7 separate regions of the Mus musculus genome follow, and regions 2, 3, 4, 5, 6 and 7 are each linked to region 1. A link is a loop called in an ENCODE intact Hi-C map of the cell type or tissue named here. Cell type or tissue: heart. All regions are shown on one strand.

Region 1 (4,000 bases):
GTTACCTACATTGGTGGAACAGTGCTTTGATTCCAGGTGAAGAATATGCAAGCAGATTTTTTAATTCTGCTTTTACCTGGAAAAACTGACCTGGCCTTCAAGCAAGTCCTGGAAATGAGAGGACTCAGAAGGCGCATGAAGCAAGGTTGGGAGCTCAGGCTTTGGCTCTCAGATCTTTCCAGGGAGTTGGTTAACAAAGCAGGACAGGACTGTGCATAGCTGTGTACCCAGGGACTGAGGTCACCTCAGTGGGCTTAGATCCCTGGTTACTAAGGGATTGCTTCTTGGGTCAGCTGCTAGAAGTGCTCCCTCCCACTGTGAGTCCCTTGGTGAGCGACCCCATGTAAAGCATGGCTCCCAGATGTCCTGGAGGCCATCCAAGGTCCTGTTTTCTTCTAGGTGTTACTTGGGGGAAGACGCCCCAGTAGCCCCGGAAGCTGCCAGCCATTCTGTACTTTGTGCTAAGGAGAGCAACTGCTGGCATCTTTCTCCCAACTGTTTAAGAGAAATTGGCCAGACTAGGTTGGACAGAAACTAGTGGATGGAGGGCAGGGTTCAGAGTACTTAGGAAGACATGGGCATTTTTTGAAGAAGTTAGATTCGTTTAAAATTCTCCAGGATGTCGTGTTTCAAACCTATTTCATGACATAGACAGTCTGTACCCAGAGGTGCTGTTGGTCACATCAGCCCAAGAGCCCAGTGAAGAAGAGGAAACTCCTATCTCACCCACGCCTCATTGCTGGGGTCCACAAACTCCGTCTCTCAGAACTTCCACTGACTGAGACTATAGTTTAGGCATGCATAGAGCCTGCAGAGGGTAACCAGATTCAGCGGTTACGGGTTACTCCTCTCTGAGTCTCTCCCTTGGCCACTGCCTGCTGCTTGGCTCCAGGAGGGACGCCCAAAAAGTTCCAGATTCTGCAGGAGTTGATCACCTGGAGAAAGGGTCTCTACTCCAGAAAGAAGAGTTCTAGCCCTGGGCCCCTTGCGTGCTTGCTTCCAGATGCATCCTGGTCCTGGTAGAGTGCAGCCAAAGCGCGACCCCCAGCTTTGCAGGAGACTCCTCCCAAACTTTAACCACAGGGAGTGCAGCCTTTCAGCCTCGCAGACACTACTGTGGCTGCCAGTCCTGGCTCCCTCCCCCGCACCCCGCAGGCTTAGCCCAGGTGATAGTGACCTCTACTTGTCCTCCTGTCCTAACCCCAGTCCCTTTTTGCCAATCAGAAGAGAAAAGATACAACCTGTCTTGGAGTTAAAAATGATTTGGGTGGTCTCCGCTTGTTTCTGAACCCAGTACCTCTCCACAGATACACAAAAGTGATCTCTTTCTGCTAAGTGGAATTTACTTAATATTTGCGAAGTGTCGCTTTTACAGCAAACTTTCCTGCAACTACTTTGTGGACATCTTGAGGGAAGTCTTCTCATTATCCCCCCCACCCCACCCCATATGCAAGATTGGAACCTTTAAATCTCGAGGGGAGGGGATTTAGCTTTACCCGTGTGCTCATTGAGATGATGAACTGTAATGGCTCAATAGTTCCTCTGGAACCATTATAGTCAATCGGGTCAAAATCCAGCTCGGAGGAGGAGGGGTTAAATTTCAGAGGTAGGCAATGCAGCTTATGTACAAGTTTGAGACCTTACAGCCTCTGAAAATCTACAAGGTAGCCAGGATTTAGAGAACAGAAGCCCGTGGCTAAGGTCGATGTTTATTGTTGTGACAGCGACAGGCAAGTTACGGTCCCCAAACTGAAAGGGAAAGCGAACACCCTTTTCCCAGACGTTTCCCGCATCCTAAGTTCCTTGTGAACGTCTAAGCATCTTCTAATTATTAAACGTCACAACAGGGCATCTACGTGGATATATACCTTTGTCTTTGTTTCTTTTTGAAGGAAACACGAATATACACAAGAGATTGCACGAACTCTGGCCATACTCTCTTCGGTAAAATGAAAAGATAATGACTTGTGCAAAATATGGGCGAAGGGCATAGTAGAGCTTTTTAAAATGAGTGATTAGAATCATTTTTGACACACAAACACCTGCGCTCTGGTGGAACTGAAATGTTCTTTCCTCCAAGGTGGGAAGTGAGCACATCAGAAAAGACCCAGTGTCTTACAAAGCAAGAGAAGATGGAGAAAAGTTGTTGCAGTTGAGCTGTGTGCAGTTGGGATGGAACCCTGGATTAGAATCACCTACCACACCCGCAGCGCTGCGTACTGGACCTGCAAGGGGCACCGAAGGAAGGAGTGCTCGAGGTAATTAAACATTTCCAGACACTGGAGGGCTGTTACCTGCACAGCGATTTCCGGCTGGGGGGCTCTGAAAACGTCTGGCTGCGAAGTTTTTAAACCAAGCTCCCCGACGCAATCATGAAGAAAACGCTCCCCCTGCTGGCGAGGAAGCGACATCTCTCAGTTTCCTTTCCTAGAAAAGCCAAGAACTCAGCTATCCCTTTTTTTTTTTATTTTTACCAGAGTGGTTTTCACGGAATTTCCCATTACTCTTTTAAAATCACGTGCACTCTTACTCTTCTAGAAGAAGGGAGAATTCTTCCCCACCCCTTTCGAAGGTTTGTGCATCCTTGCATCAAATCAGACATTTCTGATTTTATTTATTTTAATAATCTGAAGTCTTTAGCATTTTCTGCCTCCAGTGCCTTCTCATCTTGGGAACCACTATGAACAAAGATCTGGGGGGAAGATTTGTGGTTCTCAGGGATGGACTGGGGTGTGTATCTTCTGTCCAGGCACCGTGAGGTGAGGTTACCTCCTTCTTACTCTCTCACCATGGCTCAGTTCTCCCTGGAGCACATTATCCTCCTCACAGGTCTGTTTTGGACTCTGAGGAAGCACAGGAACGGGAAGAGAATCTGTTCCCGTGAACCATTTCCCCTAAATTCTTGAAGCTATTTGTGCTTTAGTCTCTCCTATTTGCATCCCTTTTCATTGTTGACTTCTCCAAAAGTGTTTTAATTGGACCCTCTCTTTTTCTTGTTATCCACACACAGGCTCTCTGACAGAGATCTGGACACAGAAACCCTAAGATTCTCTATGAAAACAAGTCTCTAGACAGTCCCCAAGCTACAAAAGAAACACAAGGTCTAAAAGATCATGGTACTTTACTCCTTGGAGCAAATTATTGAGAAAGTCACACACACACACACACACACACACACACACACACACACACCACTACCAACAGAAACAACAACAGCAACACTGCAGAGATGGACATGCCCTGGAAAGGAAAAGATCAATGCTCTGCCCTGCTCCAGATCAAGAAGATCCATCCTTCCTGGCACCTAGCCTTACCTTTGCCCCACTAAGGAGTAGAGTGTAGCCATGTCTTCCTCATCTTCAACTTTCAGGAAAGGATGCCAAGGGATTTGACCTCAGCTAGATGATTCAGGACACTATCATATGTGCAGCTCTTGCCCCAGTCACTCAAAACCTCAAAGTGCTTAATCTTGGTGCTTCAACAATATTACCTACCCAGTGGAAGGGGACCACGTGCCTGGGTCTCCTTTGTGTTTATGTCAGGGAAACTTCTGTAGGCCATGCTGCCATATTGAGGAGGTGCCAGGCCACCAGAGTGGTGACCCAGGTTAAAGAGAAGCTGCTGCCCTCTGAAACTTGGAAATCATCCTCTCTGGTGCAGTGTTTTACGTGTGGTGTTCCTCCATCAAGAGACTTGAACTTGAATACCAGCTTTGGGTAGATATGGGCATCAGGTTAGAACTGAGAACACTGAATAAGGAAAACTCAGTTCAGTATGTTAACCATCCACAAAAACCAACCATCCCTTCTCTATGGTCTAAACTGGTATCAGAGTACCAGCTCCAAACAGCCACATTTCCTCTGATGACTCCAGGAAAATCCATTTGCTTATAGCAAACCCAGTTTCCTACAGAGAATCTTTTCACTAGAGAGCAAACCACTGCTCAAACACTTTGAGCAAATACAAAATATAAAAAAGATAATATGTTAGTGTGTGTGTG
Region 2 (4,000 bases), 320 kb after region 1:
AGCTAGGAAGGGGGCAAGAATGGAATTGGGAGTCATGCTACTTTTCTAGGAAATCTGCATTCTAACTGAAATGACTTTCTTCAAATTCCCACGAAGGGGAAGCTTGCCCAGTAGGAGAAGCAGACATCGGGATAAAGAATTTTACTTCTGGACTGGGGCATTTTCAGACCAAACAGAACGTGAACAAGGAGCCGAGGGCATCCTGACGGCTTCGAGGGAGGAAGAGGTCTCTCGGCAAATGCACAAGGGACAGAGTGACAGGCTGACCGAGGCCTTCCAGGGTAAACAAACTGGCTTGGGTATAGGGCCTGGCTTCAAAAGGCCCACAATTACTCATTTTATTGCTCAGAGTTACAAGACGATACTATCTCAAAAGGAGGTGACAGCGAGTTAACAGATCCGTCCCTGAGGGTGCCTGGCCCAGACGAAGAGACTCCCTTCTCCAAACAGAGATGCGAGCACAATTAGGCGCCTTTCGAAAGGGAGGCACTTTTCTGCTTTGGGAAGCCCTTGCGAGGCCAGTTAAGACACCCCCACCATGCACATTTTGGTACTAATTAACTCCTAATTTGGGAAGGGGGAAAGGGTGTCTCTTTCAAGAATTTCTCCCTCCGGAGATGGCATCTCCGAGCAGGAGCATTTGGCAGTAAAACACAACAAATGTCAGAGCAGAGAGGCTGCAGGGCTCAGATTTACAGCTCGGTTCCGGAATGCTGTTGGAGCTGCAGCCAGAGACTCTGATTTCAAATTGGGATGGATCTGGGTAATTAGACAAAGTCATCCTGGCCTGTCCCAGGAGGGTTCTGAGACCCATCTCAGCTATCAGTTTGTCTTATGGCTTTAGTCAAGTTCTTGCTCCTTGCCATACCTCAAGTCACCATCGACAATAAAATGGTGGCACTTGGGTACCCTAAGGATTACTCAGTCCCAAAGTCTGTGACACTAAGATTGTAAAAGTTAGTTATCGGGTATTTGCACTAATTCACACAGACACATACACAAACATACACAGACACACACACACACACACACACACACACACACACACATGCACACATGCACACATACACACAGTGAATGGTACCCGGAAGACGGATGGTAAGGGATGATCGTCAAAGGATTGGTAAACTGAGCCACAGAAGGCGCAGTCACAATAAGAGGCCAGCCTCCCTCCTCACTGCATTTACCACCATCACCAATTAATTCAACTCCAAGCTGTTGTAGGAGTGGAAGGAGAAGAGCCACTACCTACAGAGATCAGCCTGGGGCTCCCTGCCATTGTTCAGCCCTTGCAAAGCTCATCCCCAGGCAATTGACTGGAGAAAAGTCTCTCCTAAGTCCTGCTACCTTGCTTTGGATCAATATAGCATTGGAATGGCAATCTGGCTTTCTGGCACCAGCCAGCACTGGTTATAACTACAGTTGTCAGAAGGCCTTTGCATCTGCTCCAAAAAGTGCCATGAACTCGGGGCCAGAGCTGTGCTTCCTCTAGGAGCCCATGCCTGCACATCTGAAATGACATAAGAAAAGGGGTAACATCACTCACTATCCCAGATGCACAATTCAAGTTTTCTCTCTTCCTCCCCTTTTCTTGTTACATAGAATAACACCTGTCTTTCCTGCGATGATTCTTGTTCTCTGACACACACACCCTTCATCTTGCTTCTGCACAATCTTACAACTGTGATGCATTATCGTTAATATCTCCCACAACCAACCATAATATTTTATTACATGATACATTTCCCAACTGTAATGTCATATTATTGTTGGCTATTTTTGACCCTAAAGTAGCAGAATCATAGCTGCCTTGTTGAACGTGGCAAATTTGCATATATAATAATGAATTGGTAAACCATGAGGTTGTTGGTGTTAACAGAGCTTTGAAGAGTGGTCATGGGGTCAAGGAAAGGGTCCAGGTCCGTTGTTGAAGAAGGTTTGGAGTTGGGCCTTCAAAACCAGCCACACTTATAATCTGGGTAGTAGAATTTGTATGCTAGAGCAGTTGCTTAGCACACAGGAAGCCCTGGGTTCATTTGCCCAGCACCAAAAACAAGACAAAGAGAATGAAATAGAACAGAACAAACAACAGTAGCGAGATAGAGAAGGACCCCGGTACCCACATGACTCTCCACAATGTCCTTCTGGAGGATGTCAGAAGTGGTTGCTTGGCAGCTAGAACAGTCAGCGGGAAGGTGCCACCTACAGGTGAGATCAGGGAAAGCACGCAGTGAAGCTGGTTCCTTGAGCCAGCCTGAGCCAAGGTCAGGTTCTCTTCTGCTTGAGTGGACTGGTACTCATCCTGGATCTCTTGGGACTGGGGTCCTGGTCTCCCATTCCCACTAAAGCCTTCCAGGCCCAGCCTCCTCTCCTCTCCTGGCCACGCCAGCTCACTCCTTGTTCAGAAGCTTCCCCCCGACTCCCCCAAAACTCTAAATAAAACTCACAGTTCTTGCCAAATATTTTCTCCATCAAGCAATATTTAGCAACACGAGCGCCACAAAAGAATCATGAAGGGATCGAATATCATACATTTGTTTTCAAATCCTAGAGATATTTTCCAAATCATTTCTGTTTCTCTCACCCTCCCTTGCCTCTTTATATATACTTAACTTTTAATTCCTTTTTAGACACACTATCGCCTTTCCAATAATTTTGGCAGGACCAACCTTGGGTGCACTGACTCCAGAAGAAGGCTGGTCAAATATGGCTGCAAAGCTTAAGGACATAGTGTGTGGTTGTCTCATGCCCCTATGGCAATGGAGTATGCAGCCCAGGAAGAGTGGGAGAAAAATAACATGTCATGGGTAAACATGTTGCGGTTGTGGTGCCATGCCATGTGTAAGAATGCATGCTGTGGAGTGATGTGGAGAGGACTTATGATTCTCTGTGAAGTCTCTTAGATAAGAAGATCATGCCATGTGTAGTATATGGATGAGAGGTGACTACATATGAATGATGTAGTTAGAGATGTAATGATGCAAGCAAGCTAGAAAGGGTTTAAAACTTAAAGCCATGAGTAAGGTATGCATCAAAATGACATCTTGGCTGCAGTTGGAGAAACAGTCCAGGGGTTAAGAACACTTATTGCTTTTCCAGAGGACCCAGATTTTATCCACATAGTGGTTTACAACAATTTATAACTCCAGTTCCAGGAGATTTGATGCCATCTTCTGACCTCTGCAGGCTCCAAGCATGCATGTGATAACATACATACATGCAGGCAAAACACTCATACACCTAAAACATAAAATAAATATCTTGATTTAAATTTCATCTTGGCTACTAAAAATAGGCTCTTGAATTAGACAGAGGTTGTCTCCAAAGCAAAAGTCACTCCAGGGAGGGTTGGGAGTCTCAGGCCCAGCATTGAATCTACAGAACTTGAATTTGTAATTGGTCAGGATCCATGTCTGTCACTGGATGAATGTACTCAAAGAGAATTAACAAAGAAAAAAAATAGCTTGCTGCTTATAAGTATAATTATTCCAGACCAGAAACCTGGGGAAGATGCTGAGGCCCCTCACTCAAAAGAAGATTGTAAGTGGCTCATATGTAGCTTCAGTCTCCGAGATGACATTGTCACACATAATGACTTCAGCCCAAGAGAGACACCATCCATTTCCACAACCCATATACAAGAACCAGATCAAATCATGATACTTCCCTACATGTCTCGGATTCTCTTAGCCACTGTCATCATCTCTAAGATTCAAACACCATAGGCTTCAAGGTCATTGTCACTTCCATAACTGAACTATGTTCTTTCCAAGGTTCCCCCCTTTCAAGTCACCTGGACACAAAGAGAGGATTTCCCATTTCCCATGTTCAGGGATGGGGACAACTCGGGGTCCTCTTTGTTAGATAGAAGGAGACAAAATCCCCTGAAAACCAAGGGAATGAGACTGAATTTGACCCTGATTGAGAAGATAGAAAGGAACCTCAGAAGTGGCACTTTGTTTTCCTTCCAGGGCTCATGTTTTTTAATGTCCTGAAAAGG
Region 3 (4,000 bases), 650 kb before region 1:
TTATTTTTGAAAAGTAAAAAGATTATTTTCTGTTCTATTTCTTCTAGACTGATGTTAATTGTCCATAATACTATGCTCTGTATTTATTTATGTTAATTACAACTCCTACTTATAGCACTTGGAACACTGGGAAGAGGATGTGGAAAGACAGTAAGATCCAGAGGACCAGAGTTCTGCCATTACAGTGTGTCCTAGATTGCTGCCTAAATAAGACCTGAACAATGACCATTGTTAGATATGCTAACACAGAAAAAAGGGACAACCACATGCATGGAGTTCCTGCTGGAGAAAAAGAACTAATGGCAACTAATGACTGAAGAGAGAGAGAATTAGCCTTTTCCAGGGAGGAGTCTCTTAGTTGTATATGCAGCACAAAGTGGCTAGCCTTGGAATAATATAAACACAAACAAGAAAAACAGGCAGGCAGGGTACAGCTATATTTATACATTTATGCACATCCCTGTTTAGCAATAATAATCAAAGAAACAGAGGCCATCACCTTGATAGGGAGATGGGGCAGGGCATGAAAGGAGTTAAGGGAGGAAAAGGAGGGAGAAAAGAATATAATTCTATTTTAATTAAAAATATACTAAATAAGATGAAGAAATTATATATTTATATCAGTATTATTTTATTCATTTTAAATGAAGTTGGATTTTCTTCTTTCCATTATTCTGAGGTTGTCCTCATCATCTTTGTAATTTTATCTTCACATTTATAGATGCTTCGAACCCTCTAAATCCAAACTAAAAAATTATATATTATATTAATTCTTCATTTAGTTTACTTCAATTCATCTCTTCTTTCTTATGCCCAAAAAAACATGTTCAAGTGTATCTTATTTCCTTATTATCTTACCTTATCTAATAGCATGGCACATTGTTTTCCACTATTGTTTCACAAGACCCTCTACCTTGTTTTTGCAATGCGTTTTAGTCGTTCCATACTGTGAATATACAGAGAAAGAAGTTTCATTCAAATCCTTTGATTTTTCTGGGGCTTAGTGTAGAACTGTGTCCTGTAAGTATTGTTAGATGTTTGAATGAAGAAAATAGACAGTAATGATATTTAACTGAGTATATACTAATCAGTACTATACTGCACAATAGTGCCTGCTTACAGCCTTCAGGCTGAAGTTGGCACCCCTCTGTCTTGCATACAATCTCAGGTGCATTTTGCCCACACAAATCTTTTATAGATGCCACTCTGAATAAAGGAACCCCTAATCTAACATACCTCTGTGAACCCGTGAGAATTCTAAATTTCATTTTAGTTGTCCAGCAGTTGATTTTATGCTTTGCCAATGTTTAAACACATAATTAAAGGCCTCTGATTTATCAAGATTCCTGTCATTAGCTTGTGTCACAATACTCTGAAAAGACCATTTCTATGATAGCATTTGATACAATTTTAGACTATATTGCAACCATGAGCATACTTTCAGTCAGTCTGAGAGTTTGAGTTCCGGAGTCCTGGGATTCCTGCTTTCCTCCAGCTACAGGTTAAAGATGGTTTTGAATGAAGTTCTTCAATGTTCTGAATCTTGACTCATTTTACTTTTCTGACAAAGATTCGATGTGGGCTAACATCTCTTAGTCATACATTGTAAAAGAGCAATTTTTATTCTGTGTCAAATTCGTCACTGACAGGAAGGGGGCACCATTGAACAGCTTGTGGAGTTTCTCTATCTCGGTGTAGAAAGGGGCTGGATTATTCCAGCTGAAACTGGAATCCTCAAACTATTTGATACACCAAGGTCTTCATTTACTCTAAATTTGAAATTTGAACTGAGGATGAAGCTAAGAATCCTTCTTTGTATCTCTTTGTAAATCCATGCATAGTGCTAATTATTATTCTTATAAATCCCATATGAGATTCCGAAAGCTTAGAATGGTGGTAATGAAGAACAGTAATGGTTGATGACTACTTGTCTTCTTGAAGTTTATCAGTGTACAAACAAAATGAGTATGTGTATGTGCAGATAAGAGGGTGTGCATATTTGTGTGTGTGTGTGTGTGTGTGTGTGTGTAGGTGTTTGCATATGTATGTGCATGTATACACTGTAAGATCTGAGAGAAGTAAGGCTTTTCTTTAAATAAGCAATAGCAACACTGATACAGTTATTTTCTCTGTGTTTCCATCATTAGGTGTTTTGTACTAAGGCTGTGTTTGCATATCAGAAGACACTAGTGCCTCACAGCACCCATAGCTCAGGGAACATTAGTCCATGGACTTTGAGAGCTGAGTAACGTTAATGTCCAAGTGGATTTAGTGTAAGCCTTCCAAAGCTCTCTGACCCAACTTCCTCAGGTATGGAATTTGATCTCATTTTCCTGAACAGTCTGAGCCTAGTGCCACAATATAGAAAGGGAGTTTGTTATTGTCAGAGAGAATGTCAAGATACTCTGTAGTCCATTTATAGAAATAAGACTTGGGAGGTGTATAAATCTCTAGCCAAAATGAGAGAAGGGGGAGCCGTTTGCTTTTAACCACAGTTCACATGAGAATGGAATTTCCAAACAAACTTTTATCTCTCAAAACTCATTGTTGGTGATAGTTCTAAAAATGAATGGATAAGGCAGCTGGGGAATCTATCCCTTTAGATTCTTCAAAGTGTTTTCTCACCACTGCTTAAAGGGCATTTCCTAAGGAACCAGGAGGAGGCAGCTGTGTGTTATCCACTCAGAGTGTCACTCGGCTTTCTCTAGGGCTTCCCTATCAGTCTGCCTTTCTAAAAGCTCCAATTTTCTCCCTGTGACAATACACCACGGTCAGGGGCGGGGTGGGGGGGGCATGAAGGAAGCCTGAGGGGACAGATTTGATATATCTGTGGAGGAAAATCATCTTAATGTACTGTATAGAAAAACTTCCAAAAGCCAAAGAGAAATGCTTTTTCTCTCAGTGAACTTACCTTCTGGGTGATGCCATGAGCATTGGTACATATTTTGTCTTCTGCATAGTTATAATGAAGTGCCAGGAAGAAAATGTTCAGCATTACAGATCACATGGGCCAGCTTACAGGGCTATATGACTTTGAAAGTCTTTCTTCATCTGTCTCTTTTCTGTCTAGTCTCTTACTCTAGAAATTTATTTTTCCTAACCAATATGGTTTATGTTGCCACTTCTCATAATAAGAAATAGCATTAAAAATGTGTTTTGGATGTGATTTTTTTTCCTCTTCATGTATAAGTCCTTTTTTTTTTTTTTGGTGAGGTCAGAGATTTGTAACAAAATGTAAATGTATAGCTTACAAAGAACTGCTTATCTCTCACTTGATTGAATCTGCTTATCTTGAAATAGTTTTCAGCACTTTCAAGGAATTTGACTCGGTTTATTTTAGAATAACTTGTAGATTTTTTTCACACCCTGAAATGAATTATTTGTCTTCATTTTTCTTCCTATTTAAAACATTATACTAGCAGTCAAAGAAAGAATGTATATGAAAAAAGAAAGAACCAGATTCCTTTTGCTTTAATTTAGATATTGGCAGGCAAATATGATAGTTTTGAAATATTTATAAATATAAGATACGAATTTCCTTCAGGAATCTAAAAATCCTGGTTATTTTTACATACTAAGAAGACTTATGACTCAATAAACCGCATGCTGACACGTAACTAAATAAGTAAATAACTAGAGTGAAGGCCAACTGCTGTTTAACAGCTTCCCCTGTTAGGTATACACTTTCAAACAAGCATGAAATGTAGGTCTCTGGACATCACTTAAAAGAACCACAAATAAACAGTGTGTGATCCCATGCTCCCATTCCTCCTGGACAGCCAGTGAGCATGGCTTGGAGTTGGGGGAGTTGCTGTTCTTCTGCCCAGGGTGCTCTAAACACAAACATGTCTGTCCACAGGCTCAGGGTCATGCTGCTGTTGACAGATACAGGGAGCTCAAGAAAGTGAGGAGGCCAGAAGTCTGTGGCCCAGGGACCATTGCCTTACCTAACCTTTTATTTAGCAAGGAATCATTCTCCAGACTCTTATACTTCAACTTC
Region 4 (4,000 bases), 350 kb before region 1:
GCACCTGAAGATTTCAGCTGAATGAGTTAACACTCGAAATACACAATTTTTTTTTAAACTGCATGGAAGCAACACAAGCTCTCATGGCAGCATGTATGGCTGTAACTTGTGTCAGATGATCAGCTCTGCTTGACTGTAGAGAGCCACTGATTCTCTAGGAACTTTAACTGCATTCTTAAAGGTTTATGTCAATAATCTCTTTAGAAGATATCATAAAAATAGGGGCACTTAAACAGAAAAATGTGTGAAGACCTGTTATAATTTTCATCTATGTTGGTAACATTACTATCACATTCTCTGGTTTCTTTACCCAGAGTTCTCTCCTCCGTTCTTTACCATTTATAGCCAGGTCTCATTTATTCCCTTCTCTTCTTTAATTTAGCATCACATCTGTGCCAATTTTCTGATGCTATGACAGAATGTCCAGGATAGAGTAACTTATGAAGTAAATAGGTTTATTTTGGCTCACATGCCTAGAGGTCTAGAACTTTAAGATCAGGCAGCTACAGTGGGCCACAGTCTTCTGCTCTGCTATAACATGGCAGATGGCATGAGGTGGTAAGAACACATAGGAAAGATCATTGAGGAGAGACTTGCTTTATTACAGCTAATTCTTGAATAACTAAACCATCTAAAGAGCAGGAACTCAAACTGAGGGGTAAAGGCCTCCCATTTGGGCTCTTGGTCCCAACACTGCTAGAATGAAGTCTTCAGATTCAACCTGAATTTAAAAAGAACAAAGCATATCCAACCCAAACCATTGAGCTAGCCAGCTTCCATGATCCCATAACTCTCTGCCCTACTGAATTGACATTGACTGCCATAGCCTCAGTTAGGAAATTTTAGTTTAAGACATTTATTTAGGAGCATTTAAACCTGGCCTTTGTCCATTAGAAGCTTCATTTGGAAAACTACTGATAAAAAATCATTAATGACTTTACTATCTGAGGTTCTCGAAGGCCCACTTTTGTGGATGGATTCTACCACCGTTTACTCTTAGTAAATAGTGGTCACTAGTTTGACCAAAGCAGCATGTGATTATATTCTGATTCCTAATACAACACATATAACGATGATACCATTTTGGTTACATAATAATTTTTGATATATACGTTTTTGAAATTCTTTAACAGATGAATAGAAATTATAACTTTCAGTTAAAATCTATACTTTACTAAATTTCACCATTGGCTTCTGACATTTTTACAACTTTCATCCACCAAAACAGTGAATTAAATAATCCCAATTCTATGCATAATGCAAATAATTTTGTTGATTGATTGTATGTGACAGATTTTCATCCTGAAGCTCAGCCTGACCTTGATTTACTATGGAACACTTTACTAAGTAGATAAGGTTGCCTTTAAATAGATGTATACCTAGTGCCTCTTGTCTGAGCCTCTTGGATGGCAGGTATGAGTCACCATAATTGGCTTGAAGGGATTCATCATTGATTTGAAGGTCAGATGCCCTTTGGGAGTTTTGAAACTTCAAGCAATTTGATGTGAAAAAAGAAACTATTTCCAATAATTGATTCTTTGATCACAGTCTGTCTTCCATTAGCTGTCTTTAATATTTAAAATTCCAAATTATCAGAACAAGACTGTACTTCATCTTGTATGTTGTTTTCTCTCACCAACCAAATTTACCTTATTTCTAAAACTGATGATTGTTTTATAAATCTTATCATTTGACTTCATCTACTTTTATATTCTCAATTTTATTCTATTATTATCTAATTTTGCTATAGTCTACTCTCTTTAAAAATAACTTTTACAAACAGATCTTACTTTTTAAAGTTTACTTTGAAAACTATACTGAGAATTGTGCCTAGTAAAACCCACTTGTACACATGTTCAGCCCATACTCCAGTATGGCTGAGTGACTTTAATTCACTATGGTGTTGGTGAATAAATAGGGGGAGATCTGTGCCAAACTTTTCCAGTTTTTTTTTCAAATTAATAAGTATTTTGATTATGAATTACAATAATTTAAAAGACTAATTGGTGGTTCCTCTACCCTCGGTGCTTAGGAGTTCTTTGGCTTGAGGTACCATTAACTCAAGGATTCCACAGATTTTCTTTCTGTAGACATGGAATAGAGTTGGGAAAACAGATGTACCAAAGTAGCAAAATATCTTGGGTTATTAGTTGTCCATCGTTGAGCAAGAAAATACCATAAATTTACCAGCTTAAAATAACAAATGCATCATCTTGGAGTTTCTGTGGTCAGAGGTCCAGGCACATGGTAACCGGGTTCTCCTCTTTGTCTCTCAGGGGGAAAAGTAACTTGTTGGCCAGGGAAGGCTGTCATCTGGAGGCCCTGTGGAAGAAACTGCTTCCAAGACCATTTGGGTTGTTGACCACATTTTTCTCCTTCCAGTTGCTGGTTGGAACAAGGTCCTTATTTCTTAGCTGGAAAATGGCCAAGGGCTACTTGGTGCTCTTCACTCTGGTTCCTAGTACCCCTCATATTTCCTCTATGCCCCTCTGTCACCACATTAGTCACAGCATGTCTTGCCTGGCACATCAAGTCTCCCTGAATTCATCTGGGAAGCAAGAGAAAATGCTCTACTTTTAAAGGTTCATGGCAGTTTGGCTCACCTCACTGATCTCCTTATCAATTCTAGTAGAATGATGAAATCCACATTGCAAGTTGACTAGAAAACAGAGTGTCCAAGTCAAGGGTGCAACTATTAGACTCTTTTCAGATGCCCTTAGCCTATGGCATGGTGGACTCACATGGGAGTGATGTTCACTTGAAAGCACATGTACTTTTCACCCATTTCCTAGAGAACCTACCTACAGCAAAAAGGCAGAAGCAGGAAAGAATTCATTCTCTGTCTTATAATAAACTAGCCTATCACCCTATTCTTGTCCTCCACCAGAAATTATACTGTTGACCCTCTCATTGTCAAAACAATACCCCAGTGTCCTGGATCTCCAGTTTTCAAACAATAGACCACAGGACTTAGGATTTCTTAGTCTCCATAATCAAGTGAGCCTATGCCCTTAACCTTAGCACCTGTCTCTGTATCTTTATCTTCCTTTCATTTCCCTTTTCCTTCTCTCCATGAATTGCTTCTGTCCCTTTGGACAATGTGGTTTAATTTTTTTTCACCATATGTCATGACACAAAATATCATATTTACAAATTTGGGTGACTTAGTCTGGACATCTTAAAAACAAAAACAAACAAACAAACGAACAAAAAACCCATTCATCTTCAAAGTCCTGCCTATCATATTGGAAGTACACTGTTTCTGGTTTGGGGAAAGTTTCAGAATCTACGAGCTAGAACCCAGAAGGTGACTCTGCCTGGGAATAAGATGACTTGGTGTATGTAGGAAGTTTCCAGTAAACAAATGGAAAAATCTTAAGCTGCATTGATGAATTTTGTGCAGTTGCTGCTGGAATGAAATGATGGGAAAACTCAGATGATCTAACAAGAAGAGAAAGAAGGGAAGAAAAAGTAAACAGTTTGTTAGAAATGATCCAGAAATACCAGCCCTGAGCTTAAATACACTGACACAAACAATGTGAACCAAATGAAAATGAGGCGCCATAAAGGGAAAGGAGCCATGCAAGAGAATAATCAGCAAGGAAGCCAAGAGCACAGAGGAGAGAGACATGAACACAGAACAGAGAGTCCTGAGTGAGAATTCCCAGAAGATTGAAACTGTGTAAACAAGTACCCGGCTCAGAAGCTTGTGCATGACTGAGACTTTGCAAGATTTAAGAAACATGGGTGGTAGTAGGAAGATGTGGCCAGGACATTTCATGGTGGATCAGTAGCAAAGAGTGATACAACAAAACTCTCATCCTACAAAGAAACACAGGCAGCCAGGTAGAAATCATGATCTCTAGAGAATTCACAGCTATTGCTACAACCCTTTGCATTCATATTCCAGGAAAATGAATTGTAAAATATTCAAGCTGATAAGAACCCCTAGAAACAATCAGGTCTAACCTCTTATTATAAATTGGTAAGCTGCAAGTAA
Region 5 (4,000 bases), 1.0 Mb before region 1:
CTTAAAGGTTTGCAGTTTTCAAAGTTCTTTAAAGTACTTTGGTTGTACTGTGCCTAACATGTGGGTCTAGACTATGAGCCTCAGTCAATATGGTGGTCAGATAGGAGGCTGCCCTAGTGAGGTGGGCTCAGACACCACCAAGCAGACATATTGTGTATCAGGAGACATCTCTGTGTAGCATGATTGACTAGGACTTGGGTAGATGTTCTCTATGTAAATGAAGTCTGCAGACTTTTTATGTCTGAGCTCCAAACAGATCTTATGGGGTTTCAGGGATTACTTTCGGGATCATAGAAAAAAAAATAAAAGATGACAGGAGAATATTTTTTTTTCTGTAAGGCCATATTCTCAGTCTCTAGTGAGTGGAGGGTGCTTATGCAGCCGCAGGCACACCCTCACCTTTTCTTCTTGCTGCTATATTGGGCTTGTTGCTGCTTTGATACATAGAAATGTAACACTGGTGAGGAGAGGGCAGATGCTAAATAGTGGATTAACAGAGTACTGAATCCAAGTGTTTTTCCCAGTGTTTTAGGCACTGCTTTAGTTTGATGTTCATCTGAGTTCCCAGAAGCCCCTGCACACACCAGGGAAGGTGGAGTTCATCTGCTTTCAGATGTCTAATGTGGGGGTGCATGACCTTGCAGCAATTCACAGGACCACTGTGGTACGCCAGTCTTGAATACATAAGAAATCTCTCTTTGACCCTCACTAAACATCTGAGCTCCCTCAGGAACTAGGTAACTTCAGCAGCTTTGGCTTGAGCCACACAGAACACAAATGGAAATGCACCCAGTCCTAGCTACGGTGTACTCCAGAATGTGTGCAGTATAACTTTGTAGGGATACTCCCCGCTCTGCAGAGTGTGTCCACAGTCAGCAGCTGGTCTCTGTAAATGCCCCACCCCACTTGCTTGTCCTCTGTTGTGGGACTGGTCATGGAGTAGCTGTAGCAGTTCAGAAGGGGTTGGGGAGCATCAGGATTTGGGGTTTCTACACTGTGTGACACAATAACAGAAGTGGCAATCATATCTGCTCTTCTAGAGTAAGCAGAGTTCTGACCTGTGTGCAAAAACTCAGAATTTTTTAAATGCCAAGCTCCTGAAATTCAATAAAATATTTTATTAATCTAAAAGAAGTATACTGTTTTAAAATGTTGTCCACGATAGTCTCCTACATGTGTACAATTATCTTGATCATATTCACTTCATAGTTTCTGCCTTCCAGAACACGCCCCCATCACCTTCCAACTTGATGTTTGTTCCTGTTTTCAGCTACACATAGAGTTAATTAGTTCTACCTTAGTGTTGCCTGTTTATGAAGGCATGGTTTTGGGGCCTCAGTTGGAAGAAGGTTACCTTACCAGGTACCACACCCCTAAAGAGAATCGGCTCACCCTCTCCTAACAACCACCAACTAATTGTTGTAGCTCCTAGTCCAGGAGTTGGAACTCCTGTGCTCAGCCTCCATGCATGCTGGAATGTAGACTTGTTTAACTGTGTGCAGTCAACCACACAATTACGAAAGGTGATTTCTGCACAAATGTCCAAATAGAGTTATACCAGTACTCTGGAGGCAGAGGCAGGTGGATCTCATACTATGAGGCCAGCTAGGTCTACATAGTGAGTTCAAGGACACCCAAGGCAACACAGAGAGACCCTGTCTCAAAAAATTCAAAGTGGATGAGAGGTGGGGTGGGGTAGGGAAGCAGGGGGTGTTAAATCATCGAGTAATTATTTTGCTTCATTCATGTGTGGGCTTGTGTTGGGTATTGCAAGAAATAATGGAGTCTGGTTAATTTTATATGTAAACAAAAAGCAAGAAACAACAGAAAGCAAGAAAGGTATTGTGAGATTTGCCTCTATGCCTATAGACATCCAGGAAGTAAACACCACAGGTTTGGACCCTGAATGATGGGGAGCAGAGAGTATGAACGATGAAGGATAAGGGACTGCGTGACCTCAAGGCGCAAAGACAGCCAAGAAAGCTGAGGGCGACTGCTGAGGGACAACTGGATGGCTGGGCCAGGGAGCCAAATGAACAGAAAGTCTGGGTCTCCTAACTGCCATAGAATTTGCAGTATGGAGTACTGAGTGGAATGAACATGCAGTGATGGGAATTAGCCACTAGATGGCAGCATTTGCTAGTGTAACTAATGCTCTGAAGCATCCTTAAGCGTCTGGGACCTATTGAAATCCTGTTGCAATTCATGGAAGGTCCGATGAAGTGAGAAGCGAAAAATCTCAATGAGTCAGTTCAGCCACAAGATAACCACAATAGCCGACTGTAGCCAATATTTACGTACTGTTTACTAGTGGATTTGCTCACGGATCTGCTGCAGGGTCTCAGAGGTCTAACTGCCTCCCTGACTCATACAGGCCGCCGCACCCAACTGTTGCTTCACAAATCTAAAGGAGACACACCTATGCCCTAATGTCCCTCTGGGGGCATTAGAAAAACGAGAATCTTAGACAAATTTAGACTCCCACCTCGCCCTAGTTCAGTTGTTGAATTTTCTATTTTGCCTTTTTTGATAGCTGCATAAAGTGACTTTTGGCACCATGGCCTGACTCAGGCCTCTGGTCTATTCACTTCAAACACATAGGTATTGTAAAGATTAAGTCAGAATGGGCCCCATTGCACACTGAAACACAGTGGGAGAACACCTGGTATTTTCTTCATACTTCTGTGTGTGTGTTTCAATTCATTATTACTTGTTTGAGACAAGCATTTTCTTTAGCTAGTTATCCCTTTGAAAATGTAAATAGATAGTCTGGTGCAGCAGTCTGCAATAATGGGAAGGTGTAGATGCTCACACACACCCCTCTGGTTGCCATGGGTGCTAGGACTTGAACTGCCTTGAACCACCACACCTCAAACTTCAGACATCCCGCCACTAACTCCACTGCTTCTGTGACATCTGCTATTTGATTGCACTTTTCTTGCTTAGCTTTTGAAGTTATTTGTTTTCTAAATAGACCTCAATTTTAAAGCAAACGTTTATCATTTATGCATTGGGAAAAGTAGCATCACAACAAAGGTCAGGTGAGAGTAGACATAAACACTGAACGACATCATAGCATTAAGCGTTGTGATCCATAAATAATATATGGATAGTATGTTAAAGCATTCCCAAAGATCTATAGGAAGCCTTAGAGTCTTAGATAATGTAAGTCATTTAAAAATATAGAAGGAGGTCAGTGGCTTTAATAATAATAAATCATAAATATTCTTAGAATTATAAGTAAGCGTGAAAAGAAGTCATGGCTTTATTATTCCTTGACAGTTGACTCAGCTTTTTTCATGACTCTCCTAGCAGTTGAGGTTGTTCCTACAAAGTGGCTCTTCAGACAACTCCATCGCTGGTAAATGATGCAAATAAGCTTCTGGGTGTCCTTTTACGTTGTCTGTTTCTTTCCAGCCGGGCAGCATCACCTGTGGGAGAGGGCCACTGCTCCTGTGATCTCCAAGTGATGCATGTCCCCACCTGTGTGAAGAGGAAAGCCATGAGTTAGGATAGTGTCCCTCTGCTCTTCCTGACTGTGGTGGCTGAACTTGCTTTCAACTTGACTGGATCTGGAAAGACAAGCCAGTGAACAGTCCAGTGAGGGATTCAGACTCTGTGAGGTGGGCACCCGGATCATTTCAGTGACAGCTCAGCTAAAGTGCAGAGGAGGGAAGCTTTGCTTTGGCCTCCTGCGCTTTAGAAACGTCTCTCAGCTTGCGTTCCGTTGCTGCATTCCTTTTGCTGATATTAGGACCTCACTTTTGCTTCCAGTATGGACTAAATAGCAGCCGCTCTCTAGGGATCCTCCAGACTATCAATACCAGAGTGAGGTTGCTGAAGCACCCGGCCTCACAGACAGAGAAGTTATGGCAATCTCAGACTCTCAGATATGAGATGGACATTGGATTACCTAGGCCATATCATGCAAGCCAACTTAAAACAAAATACCTTTTAACATACATCCATGCTGACTATTCTGGGTTTCTAGGCAACCCTG
Region 6 (4,000 bases), 970 kb before region 1:
AGGAATATGAAACATAAAGCAGAACCCCAGAGTCATTTGAAAGTATTTTCTCTAAATGTGTGCAAGCTTTCAAGGCTGCTAGGCAAAGAAACCTGGACCAGCATTTTTGGCGAGTGCTGAAAAGAATTTTCTCCAAGTGGAGTGTGTAAGCGAATTGCCAGGCCAACCTCTCTGAGAGCAGAGGCATGTCCTTGGAGGATCTGCCTTTCCAGGGAATGCATCAAGGGGTTGGCTTATGGTTCTCTCTTCAGTTTAAGCCCAATTTGTCTCTTTCTTTAAATCTCTTTCTTATTTGGATCTGGTTCTTCCAGATCACTTCCTGAGGGTTGGACTCAGGACACAGGACATAGTACAGGGGACATTACAAGTGGATTAAAATGTATAAGCTGAAGACCTCAGGTCCTGCTATAAAATCTTTAGTCAGTGAGTCCAATGTGTCAGAACAAAGTCAGAGGCAGGCTTGTTTTCTGATACATCACCATTGACAGCTTCATTTTTGTTTTGTCCTTTGAGGAAAGAAAGCCATGTCATCTTTTGAGAAAGATAGCAAAGCAGCAGGGTTTCTGTGAAGAAACTTTCCCAGGAAGCAGCCTGAGGACAAGAGATCTTTCTGCTTCTGTTCAGGCCTTCAACTTCCCAGTTTTCTTTCACAAAGGGCACCTAGACATTCTAGTCTTCCATACTGAGTGGGGCTGAGTACCTTAACCTGAGCAAAGCTACAGTGGAATTCAGGTCTGCCTGGACTGTTGACTTCTGTGTATGCACATTACATACACCACAGTCCTGTTTGCATGTAATCGTTACCTCACAAAGCCATTGTTTCATTAGATTTTTCTCTCACTTAACATTGTGTAATAGGCACTTAACATCTTGCCATGTAGGTTTCTCAGTCATTTTAATGACTTTAGTTTCCTTTGAATGCATATCCTAGACATTCTTTACTAGTCATCTCTTCTTGGATGTTTACATTAGTCCCAGAAATTTTACTACTAGTAATTTATCAATAAATATGTTTATATATAATATTATTATTTCATGAGGCCGTTTCACTTGGATGGAAGTCTTATATTGCGATTGTCAGGTTGAAACATGCAGCCATTTTTACAGTTCATACGTAAGGCAGCATTAATATTTGGGATAGGCATTGATTACTATACATGTTTTAAAAGAAAAAATATTATCAAACATAATATGCTTGTTTTCACCAAATAATGTCATATTAACAGTAGACATGTAAAATGTATGTCTATTTTACATAACTACTATATTATCAATTCTAATGTTTATTTATATATAGCAATCTCTTATGGCTATTCATATGACATGTTTCACTTTTTTCTATGAAGATTAATGGTAAACTGACCATTATTTTAGCAAATGTTACAGCAAATTGGTGATACACGTTGGAGATAAGTTTGCAAACACAATTTCTAGGTTAAACTATAATCATATTTATAAGATCCACAGTGAATACTAAGATTTCTTTCTAGAACCGATGTCATGTGGAAGGGTAAAGTTGCCTGTTTTCTAGGCAACAAGACTATTATTATAATGATTATTATCATTTCAGTAATAATCTCTTGATGTTTAACAGTCAAGTTTAACATTGCTAGACTTTACTTTGCATTTTTGTCATTTGTGAATTTTCCACTTTCATTTTATGTATATGTGATGTTGTATATGGTATTTGTGCTTGTGTGTATAGGTGTGTGTGTATGCATGTGTTTCAAAGGCATACACATGCTTCTGTATATGAGGAAATTAGAGGAGAACCTTATATGCTGGTTTTCATCTCCTACTTCATTTGAGATAAGATATATATGCAACTTGCTTATGTGAACCCCAGAATAGTTGGATAGTGTGATTCTTGGATCCTCCTGACTGTACCTCTCATCTCTCCTAGAGATCAGTGCACATGCAGATAGATGTGCACAGCTGTGCCCAGATTGGCTTAGATTGTGGGGATTCAAATGGAGGCACTCACACTTGTATAGCAGGTGCTTTACTCACTGGGACACTTCCTGCAAGATTTTTTCTACACATTTTTCCATGTTCATTTTGAGTTCAGATCCATATCCTGTTGTCTATTTTCTTCTTGCTTTCTTTTTTATTTAAACTTCTAAACACCATCAAGAAGCATATTCAGGTTGTCATGAGCACGTATGACCAGTATTTTATAAGTATCAAGGCTTTCTATTCTCACTCATCCTCACAGTTTAGGACTGAGCCATAGAACCAATATGTAGTTCCTGTCTTGGTTTGCTTCATTGAGTTGATAATGAGGATGCATATACATTTAAACTCACTCAGAGATCACCTATGTGCATGTTATGAGGCGATCACTCCTGAACATGAGCTTGTGCTAGATCATAAAAGGCTCAAGTGTCAGATTATTGACTTTCCTGTGGTCAACGGAGAGCCACTGTGAAACAAGGAAAGGTATATCAGGAGTGTCCAGAAGGTGGCGCCATTGTAACACATGTGCCGCCTGAGTGTGTTTCCCAGGAATGTAAGTTTCCATGGACCAGGTGGTCCAAGTGTGAAAGCACACATCTTCAGGAAGTCTCCAATAGACTAGACTGAGAAAAATCTTCTTTAAAGATGAAGTAAATACTAAGTCTTTTTAAGATATAATAGAGAAGTACCAAGCACATACAAATTTTCATGCATATGTTTGTATGCATTTCTGAATGTGATTGTGTTGTCTGTTTATACTCAGAATCTGTGGATTCCCTAATGCATGTAGATGGCAAGTTCCATTTCTCCCTCTCTGGATTCCTTCTCAGTTCTCAATGACAGAGATATCTACCTCTTTAATAGAACCTGTAAGAAGACATGAGGCTTCTGTACTCTACTCTTGTGCTTGTGTACATACAAGGCTATTCTGATATCAAAGTGCTTCTAGCTGGTTATTACTGGCCTATTTAATAAAGCCTTTTACATCTTAGCAGATGAAAATAGCATAAACTGAAGAACACAGTAAATTGTTTTGTTTCCTTACTATCACTACCAGCGGCAAAATGACAAATTCAATTTAACTAGCTATTTTCTTCCACGGAGAATGTCATGTGGCTTCAGTGATGATTCAGTGTTTCCAAGCGTCTTAAGATAGAAGAGAAGAGTTCGTAATTTCTCCATCATTCTAAGAAGCATTTACAATGTTTACCATCTATTATCATTTGGTTTCATTGTTTTCAGCTTCTCGTGTACATAAACACAAAGACGCTGGCTGAGCAATGTTTTTCCAATGTCTCCAGTGCTCTCCGTGAAGCATTCCGGACGACAGTAAGGCACAGGGCACATGGTCGGAGTTGGAATCGGGCTTCAAGGAGTCGGATGAACCGATGGTCAAGACGTTCTAGTTCAGAAGTTAGAAAATAAATAATGCCTGAGAGGAAGGATTCCTCAGCTCTGGGCAGCTGATACAGCAATAAAATAAATGGGCAGTAAAGCACACTTCCTGTTTTGAGAGTTCACATTTCACATTGGCAAAGCGCATCTCTTAAATGCTGTCTCCTGCTTCCATAAATAAACCTGGCACCTTTTAAAACACTTTCCCATCTGCTTCAGGATGAGGAGCGCATTATTGAATACACCTTGGGGAGCCTCAGAAACGGGAAAAGACTACCTGTGAGGAGCATACCATTGCCTTGGCCTTGGCCCAGAAAGCCCATCACCAGACAGCTGGAGTTTCATGTGTTGGACCTGGACCCAGCGGAGATCTACAGCCCCTGCTCTTCATTTGAGGACCTTGTGTGGATCTTTACACAAGGCAGAGCCAGGAAGGGGTCTCAGGTGGCGTTAGAGTTGGGTACCTCTGCAGGCTTCTTTACTCTTCTAGCTGGACAGTTCACATCCAGCTCCTGGGACCATGTTTCAATATATCAATTCAGCTTCCTAAAATAAAGAGTTTTAAAAAGCCATTATTCACCTGTGCTAGGGCTCAGAGGAAGAGGTCTGGTATTTCCAGCAGGTTTCCCAGGCTCATAGAAATCAACTC
Region 7 (4,000 bases), 520 kb after region 1:
TCCCTGGGGGCAACCTGTCTGGTCAGAAAGGCTGAAGGGAAGCCAATCAGAGCCAGCAGTTACCCTTTTACAAGGCTAGTGTGGAGCCCCGTGGAGCCAGGGAAGAGGCTGAGAAGTGACCAGAGCTCCCTGAGAGGAACAAGGGGAAGCCAGGCCTAGACTCCACTGGTTTGCAGGCAAGGTAGGCCTGTAGAGAAGGCCCTCACCTGGACAAAAGCCTGACCTAGTCTGGGCCTCTAGTCCAGTCCAGACACAAGACTCCAGGGCTCTAGCCCTCGTTTGGAAAATCAGTTGAGATGCCTAACAGATAGATTACTTAGGAGATAAAAGTTCACACTACAAAACTCTTCTTCGTTCAACAAAAAGTTGACATTAATGAACTCCTTTTGAACAGGTATGTGCCCTGTGGGAGAGTCGCATCGTCCCTGGAATCGTGTCTCCTAGGGATTAGTCACTCACCCTTTGGTGTAAACAGTTTCATCGGCTTGCTTGCCAGCCGGTAGAACTCAGATTTCTGACAGAGTGGGTTCTGTTTGAGTCCGAGGCAGGGTAGGGCAGAGAGTATAGTATGAGGCTCAGAAGAATGGAAAATAAAGAGGAATTGTTCAGCCAGAGGGCCAAATAAGGAGACAAAGAACTGGCTGATCACATCTGAGGTCCAGGAGGGAGGGAGGACGGCAGAGTTGGGCACCGGCCCTGCTTTGCCAGACTGACTAGTAGGGAGCCATAAGCATAGTGCACTAAACAACAGGGACTGCAGTCTCGCCTGGGACCTAGAAGGCCACCCTCAAGGGGTCTCCAGATGCTTCCCTCCGGCCCAGCCTCTCTGGCTGCTGGTGGCCCAGAGCCCTCTCTAAGATCACCTGGTCTGGCTTAGTCTTCACTCAGCATCCCCTGGGGTTAAGCTGTATGTAAATGTCCCATTGTATGTAAATCTGTATGTAAATGTGCCTGCTCTAGTCAATATGATTTCCTGTTCCCTTTATTTACAATGATTTTGTTTCCAAATAACATCTCCTTTGGGGGAGGGGAGGTCAGAACTTCAGCCCCTATGGGCCTGGGAAGAGGTGGTTCTTCTGTGTTCTGAGAAGGAGGCTACACCAGGCTGAGCTAAGACAAAGGAGCCCAGCCCCAACAAGAGGAACCCCTTTCAAAATAGCAGTCCCCAAGGGTAGTTTTCTTCAGGAAAAGCACACCAGATGGCTGTCCACTGCCAAATGGCCAGTCCTGGAAGCATACATACAAGTGATATTCTATGGACCAAGTAGTATATTTAGTTGTACGTATGTATGTAAATACATATATGTTAAGCATGCAATAACACTGGGGGAAAGGCCATGAGTTTGAATGAAAAGAGTTGGGGGCAGAGGAGATATGCTGGGGTTTCGAGGTAAGAAAGGGGAACGAGAAATGTTGTAATTATATTATAATTTCAAAGATAAAACAAATATATCGCTCCCATATCATCCCAACCTGCCTGTGGATGGGTGTGGTGAGTGAGGGTCTTTTTACACGTGCCCCCTACTTGATGTCAGGTCTAGAGGCCAGACCCATATGAGTGAGGTGTAGGGATCAGGCAGCTCATTTTTCCAAACGTGTCAGATATATCAAGATCTCAGAGCCTCCGAGACTTTTACATAAGCCTCAAGTAAGATGGTAGTTATTGGCCCTCTGATTCCCAGGGGTGGTGAGCCTGGGCATTTCAGAGCACAAGAAAGTGGGTAAGACTTGCGGTTCTCCACAGGAAAAGACATACTATTGAAAGTCCCAATTAGAGTCAGCAGCAGCACTGTAATCCAATAAGGCAGACACACAGCCATCAGAACACAGCCTGGACTAGAGAACACACACCTGTCCTAGGCCCTGTCCTGCACATGTGTCTCTTAGACCGGGCTAAGAGGCCCACTCATGGTGTGATGATGACACCTAGTGGCCATATGGCAAATGGCATGCCTAGAGCAACAGGCAGGTCTATGAAACAGCAGGCCACCTTTAGCCATGTGTCCATGGCTATGCTAGATGTTAAGTACCACATCTTCTGGACTCTCCAGACCCTAGAGACCAGCAAGGTCCCCTCCCTTTATAGATATCCAATCACATGCACAGCTATTTTAAGAAAACACCTTGCAGGACTAGAGAGAGAGATGACCCAGACTCCATTCCCAGCACCCACATGGTGGCTCGCAACAGTCTGAAACTCCAGTTCTGAGGAGGTCCGATGTCCTCTTCTGGTCTTTGTGGACACTGCTAACATGTGGCACACAGCATACAGGAAAACAAATCACCCATACACAGAAGTCACTTCAAACATACGCAGCTTGTGTAAGTGAGTGCCTGGCAAGCCCGACAGGAGGCTTTCTTCCTCTTGCCATCACATACTCCACACCTCCAGGCTCCTCCAGGAGGGAAGGGACAAGAATGTGGTGCCCAGCAGAGCCTTAGCCTGGGGCTTGAACTCAAAACCCTAAAACAAGCCCTAACCCAGCCTGGACTCGTGTTCCCTAGCCCTGAATTACAGGAGGGAGAAAATGGTGTTGTGTGGCCTTTCCCAGGGAGGCATAACACGGGTCTATTTAGGGAACCAAAATCAGGCCAAAGAACTAATTCCCAATATTGACTTGGTGACTCAGGTGACTCAGTGAGTTTATTGGATTTACTTACAGGAGAATGGGTGGGCATTGCATCCAGGTGCATGGTGACTCAAAGACCACAGTATCACCGAAAAGTCCACCCGACTATGAGTGACAGACCCAGAAAAGCAGCATTCCTGAAACCTCCTGCCCAACTTGAAGGCAGTTCCAGCGAAGAGAGTCTCCTGCCAGCAACTGCTCTGGTTTCTAGAGTGGGTAGGAATTGGAGGAGGAGTGCTTGTGACTTTTGTAACTTTCTGAGCTATTGAGTCTGGTCGGTTTCCTTGGCTTCCTGGACATTCCTTGAAGCTCCTGTCGACCATAACCCTCACCCCAGGCAGCTACCAAGAAAACACTGGAACCACCCAGAGAAGATAGGGAGGCTCATGCCTGTTCTCTCCCCCCTGAGCCGGAAACCCAGGTACAGGGAACTGGGAGGTATACGAGCCAGGAGCACTCAGCCAGAGGGAGAGTTTCCAGAAAGTGCAAAGCTGTGCTTGTTAGGGAGAGTCATCTGCAATGGCTGGGTGTCGGGCTAGTGCTAATCCTGAGGCCTGGGAAACGGCTTCCTGGGCGGTGCTTCCTGTCTGGGAGGGAGGGGGGTCTGACCCTTCCAAGGCCAGCCTCACTGCGAGGCTGGAAACCTCCTCCTTCAGCCATCAGCACTTTGATGAGCCCAGAGGGGTTTTTCTGCAGTAACTGCAGATAAGGTGAAATTGAAGCCTAGAGAGTTTAGGGGGAAACTGCCCAAACCACAGAGCTCAAAAGTGACGGGAGCCAGTGACAGTAAGTTTAATGTGATTTTATTTGATCCGATGTATCCAAAATATTATCATTTCAACACATAATCAATATAAAAATGTTAGCAATGGTTAGCATTCTTCTTTTGTGAACAGAGTATTCACAATCTGGTATTTATTTAACACTTGCAGTGTATTGCCATTTGAACATGACGCTTTCATCAGAAATACTTGATTGAGATCGCACAAGCTCCGCAGTTGCCAACGCACAAACTTTAAATGTGAATTTGTTGCCCCAAACACACTTTCACAACTTCTAATGACTGAATCACAAGTGTGCGTGTGATACCTATCTGCATACATGTCCACGTACATACGCATGTGTTCACGAAGCACATGTGTGAAGCATGAAGCTTGTATGTGTGTGTGTGTGTGAGTGCTCTGCACCTTACCTTTTAATACACTTGCTCACTGACGCTGGAACTCATCCTTATGGATGGGCTGGCTGACCAGGGAGCTTAGGAAACCTGCCTGTCACCACAGCAACCCCCAGTGCTGGGATTATAGCTACACACCACCCAGCTTTTACCTGGATGCTGGATTTTAGGTGCCCAGCAAACCGTCTGCATG

What was found. Peaks named below come from ENCODE experiments on the same cell type or tissue, not always from the same donor. Only the 100,000 strongest peaks of a DNase experiment are listed, where the experiment ranks them.
Region 2: it touches region 1 in a loop (4-fold over the local background); 8 of 42 quality-filtered maps call a loop at or near these places.
Region 3: a loop joins it to region 1, with 8 times the contacts of the local background. A loop is called at or near these places in 16 of 42 quality-filtered maps.
Region 4: it touches region 1 in a loop (4-fold over the local background); 3 of 42 quality-filtered maps call a loop at or near these places.
Region 5: a loop joins it to region 1, with 11 times the contacts of the local background. A loop is called at or near these places in 14 of 42 quality-filtered maps.
Region 6: it touches region 1 in a loop (7-fold over the local background); 13 of 42 quality-filtered maps call a loop at or near these places.
Region 7: a loop joins it to region 1, with 7 times the contacts of the local background. A loop is called at or near these places in 24 of 42 quality-filtered maps.

Annotation. Positions count from the first base shown.
Region 1 is chr12:9,568,464-9,572,463 of GRCm38, reverse strand. 1700022H16Rik (RIKEN cDNA 1700022H16 gene) reads left to right here and starts at 1,879. Exons shown (of 4, transcript NR_045488.1): 1 at 1,879-1,944; 2 at 2,081-2,258. In heart, a CTCF peak has its summit at 2,401 (motif pointing left); a DNase peak (open chromatin) is centred at 2,283; H3K4me3 peaks cover 1,704 bases; H3K27me3 peaks cover 1,187 bases.
Region 2 is chr12:9,250,174-9,254,173 of GRCm38, reverse strand. No RefSeq gene overlaps it. Among named protein-coding and RNA genes, the nearest start is that of Gm46323, 120 kb to the left of the region's middle. In heart, a CTCF peak has its summit at 2,208 (motif pointing left); a DNase peak (open chromatin) is centred at 2,213.
Region 3 is chr12:10,221,693-10,225,692 of GRCm38, reverse strand. No RefSeq gene overlaps it. Among named protein-coding and RNA genes, the nearest start is that of Gm46324, 150 kb to the right of the region's middle. In heart, CTCF peaks have their summits at 1,638 and 2,631; no DNase peak of the experiment used is centred here.
Region 4 is chr12:9,920,236-9,924,235 of GRCm38, reverse strand. All of the region lies in intron 1 of Gm33734 (a long non-coding RNA gene), which reads right to left. Among named protein-coding and RNA genes, the nearest start is that of Gm33734, 2.6 kb to the right of the region's middle. In heart, no CTCF peak of the experiment used is centred here; DNase peaks (open chromatin) are centred at 2,325 and 3,665.
Region 5 is chr12:10,587,973-10,591,972 of GRCm38, reverse strand. No RefSeq gene overlaps it. Among named protein-coding and RNA genes, the nearest start is that of Gm38407, 140 kb to the right of the region's middle. In heart, a CTCF peak has its summit at 2,117 (motif pointing right); no DNase peak of the experiment used is centred here; H3K27me3 peaks cover 290 bases.
Region 6 is chr12:10,535,747-10,539,746 of GRCm38, reverse strand. No RefSeq gene overlaps it. Among named protein-coding and RNA genes, the nearest start is that of Gm38407, 91 kb to the right of the region's middle. In heart, a CTCF peak has its summit at 2,472 (motif pointing right); no DNase peak of the experiment used is centred here.
Region 7 is chr12:9,050,179-9,054,178 of GRCm38, reverse strand. No RefSeq gene overlaps it. Among named protein-coding and RNA genes, the nearest start is that of Ttc32, 22 kb to the right of the region's middle. In heart, a CTCF peak has its summit at 1,940 (motif pointing left); DNase peaks (open chromatin) are centred at 1,928 and 3,188.